Regions from separate parts of the Homo sapiens genome. Here region 2 is linked to region 1. Evidence: chromatin loops called from intact Hi-C (ENCODE). Cell type or tissue: gastrocnemius medialis. All regions are shown on one strand.

Region 1 (2,500 bases):
ATCCGATGACTCAGCAAGTTCCCTTCTAGGAATTTATCCTATTGATATACTCACATGTAGGCAAAATAATATACATGTGTGTACATATATGTGTGTATACCGTATACAAATACACTGAATTTTTAAATAATAGTAAAAGACTGGAAAAACCTAAATATCATTAGGAAATTGAACAAATCAATAACAGCATATCTATATGTTAAAATGCTATATGGCCATTAAAAATGAAGCAATTTAAAATATACTGATATGATCAATTTCAAGATGCGTTATTACGTCAAAAAGCAAAAGGCAGTATTTTTAGAGATGCTTATTAAAATATATAGGGTAGATTGATATAATATCTGGGATTTGTTTTCTAGTATTTTAGCAAAAAAGAGGGAAGAAGGAGAGAGGACCAGAGGGAGGAGGAAGAAGAAAATATAGAGAAAGCATGTGTTGTGAAGCCTTAATGATTGCAGAATCTGCACTGATGGATTAATGGAGGTTCTTTATACTGTTCTCTCTCCTTTACATATGTTTATGAATTTTCTTAATAAAAAGCTGATAAAGCAAGATATAGAATAGTATATGGAGGGTGAATTGTATAGCATATAATTATATTTCAATAAAGCTATTATTTTGTAAAAAGAATGCTATATAGAGTTTGCTACCTTTGGAAAGATAAATGTATCCTACATTACATACAATATAAACAAAGATATATTGTAATACGTACAATAAAAACAAACAAAAAAACCCTAAAAAAAATGGCAGCCTCTACTGAGGTTAACACTGAGAGACAGAAGTGGAAATGGTGACTCACTTCCTTGTGTATCCTTCTAATGTCTTAGAAGTCTGTATTATGTGTTTGTATTATCTATCCAAAAATTTGAATCAGAAAATTTATAACTGATGGGGAAGCATTTCACAGCATCTCAAGAATCACAGCAAAAATGTTTTAGATTTGGTAAACGTGGTGTCCCTCAATGAAATGGCTGCAATCAAAGGTTCTCAAATCAGTGACTCCAGAGAGCAAAGCAAGGACTGAGGGACTTGGTGGCTGCTCTCATGGGAAATGCAACACTGCCAGTCACTGGTGCGGCCACTGGGAGTCTGCACTGACTGGACACCCTCTGGTAGAGCCTTGGCCCCAAGGCGACTGGTGATTCCCTTCACTCATTCAGCCCCACAGAAACATATAAAATAGTTGCTCAAACCAGTGTATAACATGGCTACATTTTCAAATTGGCACTCGCTCTACTCCACCAATCAACAATATTGAAATTGAAATCAAAAGTGAAAAGTAAAGTCAGTTGCTCTCTCCCAAAGGGATTCTGATGCCTGTGAAAAGACCTGCTGACCTGCTGGCTCACTCCAGCAAAAAGCACAAGAAGCCAGCTCTGCGGAAAGTAGGGGAAAGGGCATCTATTGCTCTGTGGGGCAAGGGTTGTTACCAGCTGACCTTTGAGAGCCCATGAGTACAGCCAACTACACACATATTGGTCTTGGGGCTTGTTTCATTACTTGGAAAAATTCCCTTTAAAGGTTAATGTCAAGAAATAAACTCTGTTACATTGAGTCCCATGACTCAAGTGGACTTTGAAAAAACATCTCTGGAATGCTCTTTTCTCTGAGTATCAGCCTCCCATTTAAACTCCGTCTGAACTGAGGGCTTCCAAAAAGGTATATCGCTGATCTGCAGGCCAGTAACATACTCTGTTCAGTGTTATGCAAGGAGAGTATGTTTTTTGTCAACCCAGAACTCAAAGGCAGGGCTAACACCCATGTATCATAAAGACTGCCTCATACACTAACATTCAACTATTCAACTGAGAGGGGGCTCAAGGGGCTTTCTGAGTACCTATAATGTTCTATTTCTTGATCTGGGTGATGGCTATACAGGGTTGCTTGTGTGTGTAAATTAAACTGTAAGCTTATAATTTGAGCCTTCTTCTGTATGTATGTCACCTCTATTAAAAGCTGTATTTATAAAAACTCCATTACAGATCTACTGTGGTTCTTTAATACTCTCCTATGACCTGTTCCATGCCTCAACTCCTCTTTCCTGTCTTTCTAATATACCTCAGTGTGAAGAGTTCTACTTTATACACCTTGTATTTCAGAAAAGGTTCAATTTTTTCCAAACGAATCTTGCAATGCTTCAAAACATGTTAATACAACTTTGTATGTCACCAGCTCCACCCCTTTTTGTGCCTGGGACTCTGGCTGGCCTTGGCTGTAGCAAGCTCTCTGTGCTTTGATAGCCCTGTACAATGCTGCTTGAACTCCATGCCACAAGGCAACACTGTAAAGAAGCTGAAAGCAGAGAGAATATCGAATATTGCAAGTCGAGCATTTTACCTGCAGTTATGTGCAAGGATGCTCAGACCTTTTCCTCACATTTCAGTGGACACATGGCAATAATGATGGTTAGAGAGACTATGACATGGGTTGTAATTGTATCCTGTTTCCACAGGTGAATGGTTTATCATTCATTATCATCCAGTGCCTTCTTAAA
Region 2 (2,500 bases), 57 kb after region 1:
CCTCTCCTCACAGAGTAATAATCTTCCTTGGAATGCAGCAGTCTGCAACCAATCAAATCGCTGTGGCATATGCATTGGTCTTGTATGGAAAATGTAATTCTGCTGGAACTTCTCCATCTCTGCCAGTATAAGTGAAATCTTAACTTCTCCACTTTGGAGCACTGATCCCACTCATTTGGAGTTAGTGTTTCCAGGTGGCTATCCTCAAGCTTTGCACTCAAACTTCATACTTAATCATGTTCTCTAAATCTCATTATTTAAGGTTAACATATGTAAAGTGTCCAGCACATTGTAAGTGCTAGAAAAAGACATTATTATTATTTGATTGCCCATCTTACCCCACTTCACTGTAAGCATCTTTAAGGCAGATGACTTGTTCATCACTCTATCCCTAGGAGGCACTTGGTAATTATTTGTGACTGGATAAATGACTTATATCAAGCTTGTCTAGCCTGTGGCCCACAGCCTGCATGCGGCTCAGGACGGCTTTGAATACGGCCCAACACAAATTCATAAACATGAGATTTATTTTTGTGACTTTTTTTTTTTTAGCTCATTAGCTATCATTAGTGTTAGTGTATTTTATGTGTGGCCCAAGACAATTCTTCCTCTTCCAGTGTGGCTCATGGAAGCCAAAAGATTGGACACCCCTGACTTAGATGATATTTCACACAGAGTCCCCCTCACTTTCTACTGTAAATTTGCTAAAAATCACCAGCCACTCCTAAATATTCAAATATATCATTTTCAAATTCCCACATAATTGAGCTGAGTGGCTTAGGAAGCAAATTACATCAGAGATGCAAATAGAAGCTTTAGCATTGCAATATCTCCAAGGACATATTTTTTCTAGCTGGATTCCCAGGCCTGCTGAGGAAGGCCTGAGCCAGGTGGCTCAGACCCAGGCAGGGCAAAAGTACTGGTACTGGGACAGAACGTCCTCCACCTGCTTCCTTTCTCCTACCCTTGTCAGGCTGGGTGCTTGGATCAGTTACACCCAGCGTATGGTAGGGAAGAAGCCAGGTGGCATCTCACAGGTTTATTCAGGGGTGTGTGTAGGAGGTGTAACTTTGAGGCGTGAGCTGTCATGTCCTCCAGGAGGGGCATGCAACAAATGTTTGGAAGAGAGTGAGGGAGAAGGGAACCCACAAACCAGTGCACTCCCTTGGGTCTTATTCATTTATTTAATAATCATTTATTGTGTGTACTATGTTGTAGGCACTAAAGCATGCTGGGAATACAAAGACAAAATAGATGGCTTCACTGCCCTCAAAGGGCTTACAATTCAGTAGAGAGAGAAAAGTCAGTGATTCTCCAGCATCAGTGTTATGTAAGAATAACCTAGGGAATTTTTCCTTTTTAAATTTGTATTAAAACTAACATACATACAGAAAAGTATGCATATCTTATAAAGCTCAAGGTATTTTGCAAAAAATGAACATGCAGTGTAACTTGCAACCCAGGATATTTTGTAAGCACAGATTCTGGGTCCAGTTCCCATAGACTGATTCATCAGTAGGTGATGATGATGATAACGAAGATGATAATAAATATTTTTAAAATTAAAAAAATAACTTTTTCAAAAACAGGGGATTTGATGCAGATGATCATCATGGCTTGGAGAAACAATGAAGGAAGCAAAGTATGCCATCTATGCTGCGGGAGGTAACTCCAGAAGACCCCAGAGAGTGAGCAATGACAGAGTCAGGGGTGGGGGTTTATGGGGGAGTGGTGCTGAGGTGGAAGCTAAAACAGGTTTCAGGGAGGAAATGACCCTTAAACTGAATTTTGAATAATATTGGCCTTTCTTCAGGTGAATAGGGAGGGAAGGTTTAAAAGAATCTACTCAGAACTGAAGGAGCCAAGACTCTGTGGGTGCATTTGAAACAACCTGGCATTTTTGGGAAACTGCCAGGAGTTCCACAAGGCTGAAGAGCAGCCTGAGAAGGGAGAAGGTGAGCAGTAATGGCTGAAAAGTTTATGTAACCAACCAACAGGCTCATTTTACCTGCTGCCCAGATACAGCCGATTTATCAAGACAGGGGAATTGCAAAAGAGAAAGAGTTAATTCATGCAGAGCCAGCTGAACAGGAGACTGGGGTTTTATTACTCAAATCAGTCACCCTGAAAATTCAGAGGCTGTGGTTTTTCAAGGATAGTTTGGCAGTCCAGGGAATGGAGTGCTGCTGATTGGCTGGGGATGCAATCATAGGAGTGTGGAAAATGGTCCTTCTGCATATGTGCTGAGTCTGCCTCTGGGAGGGGCCACAGGATGGGTTGGCAGGTCCACGTGGAGCCACTGGTTGTCAAAAATGCAAAACCCTGAAAAGACATCTCAAAAGGCCAATCTTAGGTTCTACAATAGTAATGTTATCTGCAGGAGTATTTGTGAAAGTTGTAAATCTTGTGACTTCTGGAATAATGACTAGTAATCATTTATGTCTACACTTTAGCAGAATTCAGGCTTCTCTTATCTGCCTAACCTATAAAGATGGTTTAG

Evidence for each region. A loop is a pair of places that touch in the nucleus more often than their neighbours do. Peaks named below come from ENCODE experiments on the same cell type or tissue, not always from the same donor. Only the 100,000 strongest peaks of a DNase experiment are listed, where the experiment ranks them.
Region 2: a loop joins it to region 1, with 12 times the contacts of the local background. A loop is called at or near these places in 18 of 110 quality-filtered maps.

The regions. Positions count from the first base shown.
Region 1 is chr10:89,590,516-89,593,015 of GRCh38, forward strand. All of the region lies in intron 5 of PANK1 (pantothenate kinase 1), which reads right to left. MIR107 (microRNA 107) reads right to left here and starts at 2,312; the gene lies at 2,232-2,312. In gastrocnemius medialis, a CTCF peak has its summit at 1,068; DNase peaks (open chromatin) are centred at 1,086 and 1,386; H3K27ac peaks cover 2,500 bases.
Region 2 is chr10:89,647,334-89,649,833 of GRCh38, forward strand. PANK1-AS1 (PANK1 antisense RNA 1) reads left to right here. Exons shown (of 5, transcript NR_184344.1): 2 at 1,590-1,665; 3 at 1,814-1,955. Among named protein-coding and RNA genes, the nearest start is that of PANK1, 3.3 kb to the left of the region's middle. In gastrocnemius medialis, no CTCF peak of the experiment used is centred here; a DNase peak (open chromatin) is centred at 968; H3K27ac peaks cover 2,500 bases.